Linked DNA regions of Homo sapiens: region 1 is linked to region 2. A link is a contact called in ENCODE Hi-C or POLR2A ChIA-PET data. All regions are on one chromosome and are shown on one strand. Each heading gives the region's core, a stretch centred on a gene start or an enhancer-like site at or near the end of the contact. The rest is flanking DNA. Distances are from core to core; before and after follow the strand shown. Region 1 holds the start of SYNRG (synergin gamma). Region 2 holds the start of AP2B1 (adaptor related protein complex 2 subunit beta 1).

The links. Hi-C counts contacts between places; a loop is a spot of excess contacts on that map. ChIA-PET counts read pairs that join two places held with the same protein, here RNA polymerase II (POLR2A). Pooled maps may share reads with other maps.
Region 1: a loop to region 2 is called in a map of B cell, with 18 times the contacts of the local background. The contact joins the promoter of SYNRG here to the promoter of AP2B1 in region 2. A Hi-C loop is called at or near these places in 1 of 168 maps with a recorded cell type or tissue (B cell) and 10 of 50 pooled maps. POLR2A ChIA-PET finds 5 or more read pairs at or near these places in 2 of 52 experiments (A673 and CD8-positive, alpha-beta memory T cell).

Annotation. Positions count from the first base shown.
Region 1 is chr17:37,604,205-37,610,729 of GRCh38, forward strand. SYNRG (synergin gamma) reads right to left here and starts at 5,214. Exons shown (of 22, transcript NM_007247.6): 1 at 5,075-5,214. The coding sequence starts at 5,151. DDX52 (DExD-box helicase 52) reads right to left here. Exons shown (of 15, transcript NM_007010.5): 15 at 5,535-6,525.
Region 2 is chr17:35,583,118-35,589,633 of GRCh38, forward strand. It overlaps AP2B1 (adaptor related protein complex 2 subunit beta 1), which reads left to right and starts at 4,205. Exons shown (of 22, transcript NM_001030006.2): 1 at 4,205-4,311. RefSeq lists enhancers at 4,012-4,181, 4,151-5,350, 4,612-4,721 and a silencer at 4,262-4,381.

The DNA.
Region 1 (6,525 bases), core at 3,964-6,463, 2.0 Mb after region 2:
ACTCCAGCCTGGGTGACAGAGTGAGACTCTGTCTATAAAAAAAAAAAAAAAAGAAAATCTATTGTTTAGCGTAGCCACCTTCATCAATGATCTTAGCTCTTCTGAATAACTTGCTAAAGCTTCTACATCAGCACTTGCTGCTTCACCTTGTACTTTTTTGTTATGGAGATAGCTTCTTTGCTTAAACCTCATAAACTGACCTGTTAGCTTCCAACTTTTCTTCTGCAGCTTCCTCACCTATTTCTCAGCCTTCAGCCTTTACAGAATTGAAGAGACTAAGGATCTTGCTTCAAATTAGGCTTTGGCTTAAGGGAATGTTAAGGGTGGTTTAATCTTCTATCCAGACCACTCACCCTTTTTCAATATCAGCAATAAAGCTGTTTTACTTTCTTAACATTTGTGTTTCCTGGAATAGGACTTTTAATTTCCTTCAAGAACTTTTCCTCTGCATTCACAACTTAGTTAACTGGTGTAAGAGGCCTCGCTTTTGACCTACCTCAGCTTTCAACACTTAATGACTAAGCTTTATCATTTCTAGCTTCGGATTTAAAGGGAGAGATGGGCGACTCTTCCTTTCACTTGAACACTTAGAGGCCACTGTAGGGTTAATCAGCCTAATTTCAATACTGTTATGTCTCAGGGAATATGGAGGCCCTTGGAGAGGAAGACCGGGGAACAGCTGGTAGGTAGAGCAGTCAGACTGCACAAAACATTTATCAATTACGTTTGCTGTCTTATACGAGCTGGGTTTGTGGTGCTCCAAAACAATTACACTAGTAACATCAAAGATCACTGATCACAGATCACCATAACAAATAATAATAATGAAAGAGTTTGAAATATTGTGAGAATTACCAAAATGTGACAGAGACATGAAGTGAACACAGGCTGTGGAAAAATTGCGCGGATAAACTTGCTCAATGCAGAGTTGCCACAAACCTTCAATTTATAAAAAACACTGTATCTGCTAACTGCAATGAGGTATGCCTGTATTCAGTTTTTAAAGACATTACTCATATGCTAAAATTGATACATTCAGGAGCAATGAATACATTTAAGTAATCAAGCTGTCAAGATTTTTAAAAATCAGGCTTAAACATTTAAATTAGTCATATGGCCTAGAGGCTCAAAAGAATTGGAAACTCGTGTATATTTTCTTTCTTCCAGCTTTGCCATAAAGTAACTGTGAAGCTCTGTGCAATCTCCTTTACCCCCTGTCTGGTTTCCCCTCTGTCAAATGAGGACGTAGAATCAAGGCTGCTAAAGTCTCAGCTAAGACAATCACATAGACATGAATACATAAACAGATGTATAAAGGTTACTTTGAAAATGAAATAAAAACAAAATACTGTCAAACATGACTTTCTCTAGTAAGAATTTAGCAAATCGAACTGCTTAGTGACCTATGAAAAATTCATATTTTTCTCTGAAATGTTTAGACAACTAATAACAACATGCTTAAAGATTGGTTAGATAAGCAGTTAAGGCATTAATAAGACAGTAAAAGCTTGGCAAAAAACTGGGCAGGAAGGTGACCAACAATTTAATTTCAAAGGTAAAACCACTAATTCTTATATTACTGACATCTCGGTATGAAAGCAGAGCTCTGTCACTTACCTATCTCATCCGTCCCTCCTTTTCAGTTACCTTTGCTACTAACCTAGATTTGACACTAGGCTTCACTTCTTAGGCCTAAACTCCTACATAAAGACTTCCTAATGGATCTCCCCACCTCCAGACTCTGGTTTCTAATTCATCTGATGCAGCACAAGTGAGAGACATCTTTCTAAATGATGGACCATTACGCAATAATTAAATGGTCCTTTAGCAAGACGCACCCCTGAAGTTAAAACTATGAAATGATTTCCCTGAAACTGAATTTCCTTAGTTTAAACTCAAGGCCCTCTCTAGTTTGGGCACAACTCTACTTTGCAGTTTTATCTCACAAAACTCTTCTCTGCCACTCAGAGCCACAGTCATCTGGCACTGCAGGTACATCGTTTCCTTAGTGTTGACTAGGCCTTCCCATCTCTGTGACGATCTCTTGACCGCTTCCTCTTCCTCTAACTCTGTGGGCCAAATGAAATACCACTTCTTTGCCTTTGATATAGCTGAAATCCACAAATATTTACAGAATGTTTTTTATGTGCAAAAATGTGCTAGAAGCAGTGAAAGAAGAAAAGATGAGGAAGCCCTCTAAAAGCTTGTAAAAGATCAGGAAAAAATAGACAAGTTCACAGATGATAACATCCCAGAAGAACGTGACCTCTTTGTTCCACTTTACTTTGTACCACAGTTATTTTGTACATTCTCCAAGGATGGGGACCATGTTTTGATGTCTTTTTAATTCATTACAGCATCAAGAACAGTACCTTACCCATGTAAGCATTCAATGACTACAGACTAATCCAGATCTTTCAACTCTTTTTTTTTTCTGCCTTGATTAAAGAAAAAAAAAATTTATACTTCTCATCTCTTGGGCAAATTTTGCCCTTTATACAACTCTACCATTTATTCTAAAGTAGCTCATCCAGGACACCAATCAAAAGTAGGGTAATATTAAATTTGGAAAACGTTATTGTGTTTTGCTTAGCCTCTTAGAATATAGAGAAGTATCTAAACAATACAGTCAGTTATAGTTCATGGATTTTCTCCATTAAAGGTGTAGAGAAGTTGCCTGTTTTTTTTCTTCAAATATACTTAGGTTGCCATAATGTTAAGTTTCCTTATAAAATAATTTCAGGGAGGGTGGGTGGCAAAAAGAAAATTAAAAAGGAAATAAAATAACTTCAGCCTTTACACCATTACTCTCTAAAAAAAATAATATTCCTTTTTCTATTGAGGATACAGCTTCTCAGCCTCAGAAAGTTGCCAATATATGTAACATATGTACCATACATTTTTCAAGGTAAGAATCATTTTAACCACTTCTTTCTCTCCTGTATATCGTTTACAGTTTTAGAATGCAGATGTTGCTACATTTACAAAGGGGGGAAATTTTAAAATCATTCTAATTTCTATCAAAATTCAACCCATATTTATTTTAAAAATTTGTGTCCATGGACCAATGATACTCAAATACTGCAAACTAAAGGGAATAATGCACTTGAATTTCTGAACCTGAGGTCCTCCCCATCCAAAAACATTTTTTAAGTAAATAAAAATTTGGGCCTAGATATCAATTCTTCTAAGTTTACATTTTCCCAGAACTTGGTGCCATGATTAATCATATACTTGATCAAATTAATACCATCCAGGGACATTTTAGAAACTGTAATCACATATAGGAAATAAATAGAGGATGCCGGGCGTGGTGACTCAAGCCTGTAATTCTAGAACTTTGGGAGGCCAAGGTGGGCGGATCACTTGAGGCCAGGAGTTTGAGACCAGCCTGGCTAACATGGTGAAACCCCGTCTCTACTAAAAATACAGAAATTAGCTGGGCGTGGTGGCGCACGCCTGTAATCCCAGCTACTTGGGAGGCTGAGGCAGAAGAATCGCTTGAACCCGGGAGGTCGAGGTTGCAGTGAGCCGACATCGTGCCACTGCACTCTAGCCTGGGTGACAGAACGAGACTCTGTCTCAATCGATCAATCAACAAAATTAGCCGGGCATGGTGGCGCGCACCTGTAATCCCAGCTGCTCCGAGGCTGAGGCAAGAGAATCGCTTGGACCCAGGAGGCAGAGGTTGCAGCGGGTCGAGATCACGCCGCCGCACTCTGGCCTGGGCAACAGAGCAAGACTTCCTCTCAAAAAAAAAAAAAAAAAAAAAAAAACAAGACAAAAGAAAAAGAAAAAACAAATAGAAGGGAATTATTACATATGTTTCTTCTCCAGCCAGAAACTGGCTTACACGAAGTATTTATTTTTTAAAAAACCCTCTAATGAAACAACGGAGAGAACAAAAGAGAAAGCAAAAAGTTTAAAAATCTAAAGTTAAAGATGTGCAGAGGAAATGAAAAATGGGGTTACACACAGGTGGTTTATTGAACAGCCACTGCTCGTTTCCTGACAAGCACCTGCAAGAGGTGATAACTTTAAGGTCCTTACACTTTTGTAGTGTTCACGACTCCGAAATTGAAACACTGCATATAAAAAAAAAACCTAACACTTCGTTTTCCAAAGACAATTTAGGATACTGAAGATGCAAAGCTACTTTTACCTCCAAATGTGTGTGCTGTTGTGTGTTGGTTAGTAAAACAAAATCAGACTAGGTCATTATAGAAGTGGAGTGAAAACTTCCTAGAATAAAATATTTCCTTAAATGATAACGAATCTGTCAGCTTGTAAAACGTACATCTCCCTTACCATTCTGGGTATAAGAACCACGGCAGTTCTTGGCTGAAATGTGGCAGAGGGCAGATTTGTTTAAGGGCTGAGTCTGGAAGCTTTGTTCTAATAAATGCGCAACTGCTGTTTAACAGTGCACTTTCTTTGTTTTTAAATGCCTTTTTAAAAAGAAGACAGACAAGTCTTAAGAGTTAGTGTACAAGACAAGAACTCTATCTCAAGACCATTACTAATTCAGAGGTCTTTAGATGTTCCTGCTGTTTGTCGCGGGTTAAGGAAATAAAGAGGACAGGACACTCTAAAAGGGGAAGAGACAAATAGTCCACACACACACCCCCCTTGGAAACAGTCCTCCAGCTTTGTGAACAGATTTTTAAAGCCCTCCCTCCAACATATCCGGTTAAGTCTAGAAAGCCCAAGGAAAGGGAAGACCCTGGTCGCTTCAGAGGCAGCTAGGACTAGGAGCGGAGTCGCGGTTCCTGATTTGCCCCGCCCCCCCCCACCCCAAGAGGACCCTCATCTTCTCTCCCCTCCCACACTGGGCGCGCGCTCGCTCCCCGCTCGATTCCAGGCGGCCGGCGCCCCCAACTGATCCCGGAACACCAGCGTCCAGCACCTGGGCTCCACACGCCCCTTTCGGCCTGGGTCCCTGGGGGATGACCCTCCTCCCGCAGCCCAGTTCCAAGGAAAAGGATCAGGGCTGGAGAAAACTGCCATAACTGCCAAGCGCCCCTCGCCGCCCCCGCGGAGGCCAGCGGGCTCCCGCCCGGCTCTTCACACCTACCCGCCTCCCCCGGCGGACCCCGCGCCAGCTCCCGCGGCCCCGCCGCCACCAGAACCAGCTCCTGGCCGCAGCGCCATCTTGCTCCCGACCTGCCGCTGCCTTCGCCGCCGCCACCTTATCAGCAGCTGTCAGCTGAACACAGCCACTTCCGGGTCAAACACCAGGCCCCACCTCGCCGCGGACCGGGCGATGGGGCGGGGCCTCGCGCCCACGTGACTCCCCCGGCCCTCGGGGAGGCGTGGCGCGCCCACGGCACGTGACCCGGCGCCGCAGGGGTCCCCCAGATTCAATTCTAGCTCTCGGGCTGGTGGGGCGGTCGCGGGCGCCTCTCCAAGGGAGCTGATTCATTGTCTGGTAGGCCCTCTGCAGGGCCCAGCTGGCGGCCCAGTGGCAAAGCGCCGTTGGTCCTCCGTTTGAAAACCATGATCGCGGTTAGTGGAAAGAGTAGGCTGAGTCCTGATTTTTAAACTATACGGTGGGTACACTGGTGTTCTTTTATTGTTACTCTTTACACACAAAGAACAGATAGGTCCTGAAGGGCCCTTTGATAGTCTCGCAGCACTGATGAGTGATCAGCTCTCCCCTCTTTCTCTGGAACTCGGTAGCTTCATGTTGGCACCTATCACAGACGCTGAAGGCATTTAAATTTTATTTTAAATCAACCAAGAGCCCAAAAACCCAACCCATATTTCGAAAAAACTCCAAGGTGTACTACTCTTGTTTGGTTCTGCCATCCTGCCACCTTACAGTCCTTTTGTTTTTCCTATTCTTGCAGGCAAGTGCAAAACAGTGGTTTTTGGAAGGCAATTCATAATTACTCTGAAGCTATTTCGGCATATTTTTTACTGATTTTTTTTTTTTTTGAGACAGGGTCTTGCTCTGTTGTCCAGGCTGGAGTGCAGTGGCATGATCATGGCTCACAGCAGCCTCAGCCTCCCTGGCTCAAGCGATCCTCTCGCCTCAGCCTCCTGAGTAGCTGGGACCACAGGCATGCACCACCACACCGGGCCAATTTTTTTTTTTTTTTTTTTTTTTTTTTTTGTAGAGATAGGATCTATGTTGCCCAGGCTAGTTTCAAACTGCTAGGCTCAAGCTATGCTCCCACCTCGGCCTCCAAGTGCCAGGGTGTGAGCCACATGCCTGGGCTGTGATTTTTTTTTTTCTTTTAATCAAACTACTGTCTGGAAGTAAAACATGAAAGTTGAGTAATTTTCTCAAGCACGTAGTTTGCTTGCTAACAAGTAATGGATTAATTAGCTTTACGTTTTCACTCTTGTCTCAAGGTTTTTACTGGGTAATAATTTGTAATAAGTTATTAGGCACAAACCACTGGTCAGGAACTGTACACGCATTTTAAAAAATCCTCAGTATCCTTAGGAGTTACAATTGGCATCTTACAGATGAGAAAATCAAGGTTAGAAACAGTTACTGTCATTTGTCCAGATCATACA
Region 2 (6,516 bases), core at 2,955-5,454:
TTTTTTTTTTTTTTTTTTTTTTTTTTTTTTTTTTTTTTTGAGATGGAGTCTTACTTTATTGCCCAGGCTGCAGTGTAGTGGTGTGATTTCGGCTCACTGCAACCTCCTCCTCTCAGGTTCAAGTAATTCTCCTGCCTCAGCCTCCCTAGTACCTGAGACTACAGGCATGTGCCACCATGCCTGGCTAATTTTTGTATTTTTAGTAGAGTCAGGGTTTTACCATGTTGGCCAGGCTGGGCTCAAAGTCCTGACCTCAGGTGATCCACCTGCCTTGGCCTCCCAAAGTGCTGTGATCACAGGCGTGAGCCACCACGGCCAGCCTCTTGAAGATTTTTCTAATGACATCTTTACGAAATCTACCTCTGTCTGCTAGCAGTTGTACCTTGAACGAGTTTTTTCTCTCTCTCTCTCTCTCTCTCTCTCTCTCTCTCTCTCTCTTTCTTTTTAGAGACGGTCTCACTCTGTCACCCAGGCTGGAGTGCAGTGGCATGATCATGGCTCACTACAGCCTCAAACTCTTGGGCTCAAGTGATCCTCCCACCTCAGCCTCCCAAAGTGCTGGGATCATAGGTGTAAACTGCTGTGCCCAACTCTGTAACCAGGTTTTTCTAACCTCCTCCATTCCTTATGATTTAACCCAGCAGTATAGTTATCGATTTGGTGATGAAATTTGGGGAATAGGTCTAGGCTAGAGATAAGAGATTTTGGAGCCATATATGTAAGAAAGATAATTAAAACCATGGTATGCTAAAGGGTTAGTGTAGAGAAAATGTATGAGTATAGAACTAAACTTGAAAAAATTGGCTGAGTTTGGTGGCTCATGCCTATAATCCCAGCATTTGGGGAGGCCAAGGCAGGAGGATCACTTGAGCCCAGGAGTTGCAGACCAGCCTGGGCAACATGGCAAGACCCCCTCTCTACAAAAAAAGAAAATTAGCTAGGCGTGGTGACACATGCCTGTAGTCGCAGCTACTTGGGAGGCTAGGTAGGAGGATTGCTTGAGCCTGGGAGGTCAAGGCTGCAGTGAATTGTAATGGCACCACTGCACTCCAGCCTGGGCAACAGTGCAACACCCTGCCTCAAGAAAGAAAAAATCCTTGCCACTGTTTTCCTCAGATACCATTTCTGCTTTCTTTGGTCATACTTTCTTATGAGTTATCTGCAACTCCTGTTTTTATTTCCTCATTTCTAATCCATCCTCAAACATCTGCAGTATGACTTTTGCCTTCATATCTCTACTGATTTCTCAGCAATAACATCAAATACCTCCATGTTACTAAATCCTGTAGACACTTTTTAGCCCTTCTCCTGTCTATGGCAACTAATATTGTTGATCACTTATTTATGCGTTTAGTCAACATATATTAATTTGTGTGTGTGTGTGTGATGGGGCTAGCCTCATGTGTGCAAGAGTGAACAGATTGGTATAGTCCCTACTTTCATGAAACTCTGAAAACATCCTAAAATATACTATTCTGCTTTTCCTCCTACCTCTCTGACTACTCCTTCTCAGTCCTCTTTGCATTCTTGGGTTTATCTGTTTCTACCCCAAGCACTCACTCTCCACATTCTTCATGAATAATGTTCATGCCCACAGATTGAATTATCATCTGTATGCTCACAGTTCACAAATTTAACTCCAGATCATTCCTTATCTTCAGACACATATAATCAAGTACCTCTTGGGTAGAGATCTTCACTCTAACCTAACGTATAAAATGAACTCATCACCTCCCTATTCTTCCCCAAACTTCTGCCATTTCTTATATTTTCCTATTTTCAGTGACTAGTACCACCGTTCCTCCCTTGCCCTAACCTAAAACATAAGCCTTATCAGCCCTAGTGTCAGACTTCCTGGGTTCAAATCTTAATTCTACCTTTGTGTGTGTGTATGTGTGTGTGCGTGTCTGTGTGTGTGACTGCAAGCTCCGCCTTCCAGGTTCATGCCATTCTCCTGCCTCAGCCTCCTGAATAGCTGGGACTATAGGCGCCCGCCACCACGCCCTGCTACTTTTTTTTTGTATTTTTAGTAGAGATGAGGTTTCACCATGTTAGCCAGGATGGTCTCGATCTCCTGACCTCGTGATCTGCCCGCCTCAGCCTCCCAAAGTGTTGGGATTACAGGCGTGAGCCACCGCGCCCAGCCATCTTAATTCTACCTTTTAACTTCTCTGTATCTCTTAAAATAGAGGAAGTAATAGTACCTACTTGGTTATCAGGTGGTGCGGATGTAAAAATGTACTTAGCAGAGTAACTGACATAAAATCATAATAAATATCAACAGTTATTTGTTTAAACCACCATCATCGTGTGGCTGGATCATGTCAACAGTTTCCTGAGTGGTCTCCCATTAGATTATGAGCCCGTGATGGTCCCAAAAGGTGAAAAGAAGGGAGATTGGTCCATACTTTCACCCAAAAGTGGAAGAGAATGAAGTTGGAAAAGCTTTCGGATTGATGCTATATTTTGAAAATAGTATTGGTTCATTTTTCCTTAAAATATATGCATTTTTCAGAGAAAGGAATGGAAAATAAAACAAATATAAAGAAGATAACATTTGTAATCAGCACCCAGAGGGAACCACTAATAGGTATATATACTCCTCTGGATTTAGAGTTTTGTATCTTTTTTTTTTTCTTATTTCAAAGCATTTTTCTGTATCATATTTTTCAACAATATGATTTAAAAGGCACATCCCAACATAGAAATAAATACATGTTCATTGTAGAACACTTTGAAAAATACAGAAAAATATTAGGAAGAAAAATAAAACTCTCACTATCCTGCAATAACCACTTTTAACGTTCTGCTGAATATCCAAGCTTTTTTTTTTTTTTTTTCTTTTGAGATGAGTCTGGCTTTGTTACTCAGGCTGGAGTGCAGTGGCGAGATCTGGGCTCATTGCAACCTCTACCTCCTGGGATCAAGCCATTCTCCTGCCTCAGCCGCCTGAGTAGCCGGGATTATAGGCGTGTGCCACCACCCCCAGCTAATTTTTGTTTTTTCAGTAGAGACAGGGTTTCACCACATTGGCCAGGCTGGTCTCAAACTCCCGACATCAGGTGATCCACCCACCTCAGCCTCCTAAAGGGCTGGGATTGCAGGTGTAAGCCACCACGCCTGGCCTATCCTAGCCTTTTTTTTCTATACATATATAGTCATACTGTATACTGTATTGTTTGGTGTCCTTTTTTTGCTTAACACTTTATGAATTTTCTGTCATAAAATATTCTATAACATTATGCAGCTATCTGATTTACCATAACTGTTTGCATTCTCTCACCTTATACCTGGCTTTCTAATTTCCCCTATTCCCCTATTTTAATAACAGAGGAAATAATAATACATGAGTATGTTATACAAAATTTTAATGTACTTCTGATCACTTTTTTAAGAATGAAGTTTTAAAATACTGAAACACTTTTTGACTCACAGAGTTCATAGGCAAAATGTGAGAAAAATCATCACTTTGCTCTCCATCCTTCCTTACACCCTGAAATTAACCTTAGGGACAGCTAGTTCATTTAACATCATCAATCTTGTTCTCCAGTTCCAGGTCCTGGAATCTAGCTCTTAGTGTCCGAAAGAAACTTACTTTTGTGTAAGCACACCTATTATATACTAGGCACTTTACCTAATTTATCTGGTTTAAACTTCACATGCCCGAGAGAGATACTATCATTGTCTTCATTTCACAGATAAGAAGGTTGATGAGACATTAACTGTCTCAGTCACATTCAGGGTAGGGATTCAAACTCACATCCAATGCCTCCTCAACCTCTTTTACGTGCAGCACTATCCTCTAGCCCCACTGCCCGTATATAGGCCTGGGCTATATCACCATTGTCCGCCCTTGAGCCTGGAAGGAAAATGAGCTGAGGGGTTTTGTTTTTTCAGAAAGGAACAGGATATTTCATCATCTCTATGTTTACGTTTTTCAGAGAATTTCTGTGCGAGGAAACAAATCCATTGTCAGCTTTTTAAAATATATCCCTTTGGAGTAGCCACTTAACATCCTCTGAGGCCCAGATGGGCTAGCTTGCCGGGACCAAAGGAAATCTTTGGGTCTGGAAGGCGACAAGAGATCACAGGCTTTCTAGGTCTACCGCGCACCCCGATGACGTCACGCGGCGACGTTCTCTGACGTCAGAGTTTCCTGCCCACCATCTTTGTCCCTGGCAAAGTGGGTTTTGCGCAGTGGCTTAGACCTAGAAAAGAATCGTGACGGGCAGGAAACCATTACACCACCACCTGGGCTGTGCTCTCCGGCTCCCGCCGCCACCCCCGCCCTCGCCTTCGCCTCCGCCTCCGGTGAGTTCAGGGCGGTTGCCTTTAGGGTGTGTCCCTAATTGACGGGGTCGGGGACGGAGAGAAGGGTAACACCAGGCTGGGTCGGAGACCGGCGGAGGCGAGGAAATCCTAAGAGCGTGACCGTTGATGATGCAGGGAACCGTCGGGTGTGACCATTGAGAGGGAAAAGGTTGGAGAAAGGGTCTCTACCATGATGCCTGTGGTGCGGTGAGGGAATCCTCGGGTGTGGCAGCAGGTAGTTGGGGGCAGGAGGGGAAGATGTGTTTCGGAATTGAGGGTTTAGGGGGACCAGAGGCCAGGGGTGTGGCTGATAGAGCCTGGAGGCCGTGGGGGGAACCGTCTTTCTTCCCCGCTCGGCGTCGTTCACTGAGAGGCTGAGACGTGTCCAGCAAGCCAAAGGGAAAAGGGATTCCCTCAAAGGTTTGCTCATTGATGGGCGAACGTCGTCTCTCGGGTAACTTGAGGGTAAGAGACAACCTCTTCCCTGCTCCGTAATGGAGGAGCATATCGCTAGAATCTTGACCACCTGGGGAAAGAAGAGGCATTCCTTACTCTTGGAGGAAGGAAAGAGTAACCTCCAGAATTGACCCGATGTAAGAGAGGGGGAAGCAAATGGGGGCAAATCTTAACCCAGCATCTTTTTTTTTTTTTTCTTTTTCTGGGCTCTGCAGTAATGGTCTGGTTTGGGAAAGGCTGTAGATTAAGCTGAAAGTAAAGAAACTGGAACGTCCTGTTATTTCCTTATCATTTGAATCCAAATCATTTGTTCATGCTGCTTGTTTTCAAGAGTAGTCTTCTATTGGAGGGGTGGGGTGGGGGGGGACAGGCCTTTATTGAACTCACGCGGATGCTTCATTAAACTTTTGACTTTTATTTTATTTTATTTTTGTATTTTTAGTGACAGGGTCTTACTGTGTAGCCCAGTCTGGTCTCGAACTCCTGGGCCCAAGCGATCCTCCCGCTTCGGCCTCCTAAAGTTTTGTGATTACAGGCGTGAGCCAGCGCGCCCAGCCAAACTTGACTTTTGAGAAGAAAAAATGTTTTGAAAACTGCCAAAGACTTATCATAACCATTGTGGTTTAAAAGAAAGTAAATGCATTAAGCTTAGAAAGGCAGAATGACTAAGAAAGAAGGTGGTCTCAATGAGAATCAATTTAAATGATTAGTTACCTTCCTTGTATACTTCAATTGCTTAGCCTCAGGGTACACTTACAAAGTAGTAATAGAAAGCAGCAGATGAAGGAGGTGCAGCTCTATAAGAAAACGTGTTAAGACATTCCAGTGATGACTAAGCGTGCTGGTAAGGTGAGAACTGTTTGCAGTATCTTAGCCGTTGAAACTTTCAAGGAAGCAGAAAGGATGATGTATAATGCAAACATCCTCACTAAAAGCTGGGTGGTAAAATCAATATAAATCTAATATTCTGACTGTGTATGAAGAAACTCAAGGAAGTCCAGTTCTTTCATTCTTTCTTTCCTTAAAAGATCCATATTTTGAAATACTAACTTTTTAGGCACAGGTTTGAACGAAGCTGAGCAAGGAATATATTAAATAGGGCACGTTCTCCTTTCTCTTGTCCTTTCTTTCCTTCTAGCCTTAGGTTTTCCAGAGTTTAATGTTATTTTGGTTAAGAATTAGATGTAAAACTTTTGAACTCCTTTGCTTCGTTATAATATTAAGAAGCTACTTTGTAGTCTGTTATGTTTAAATAGAAATCACAGGTGATTTTAGCTTTTGTGTCTCATAATTTCTTATGAGCAAGGTAATACCTGATGATGCTATTGTCTTTGCATTATTACTGAATATTTGATTAGAAATGAATTTGGCACCTCTCACCTTTATAATAAAAGATTACTGGAATGACATTTCTGCTTTATAATTTGGTTAACTTTGGCCAGTTTTTCACTATGAGCACTGAGCTTTGTAAAGTCCCACTTTGTGAAAAGAAGGGTTTAGTGACTTTACAAACTAATTTAGCTTCCCAGAGAGCCATTTGAATTAAGACCCTATTAATTTTTTTCTGACCTTATTCTACCCAAGGTATTAATCTTATTTTGCTGCTCAGTTTCTCTTTTGGGGAACTGGAGGGAGATATAGGAGAGGAGGGACTTTGACAACCTATATTTGGTAGAAACTAGGTTATGTTAAATCTGGATATATAGTCCTGTGCAGGGAGGCCTTCTCCGAAATGCAGTGACATCACAC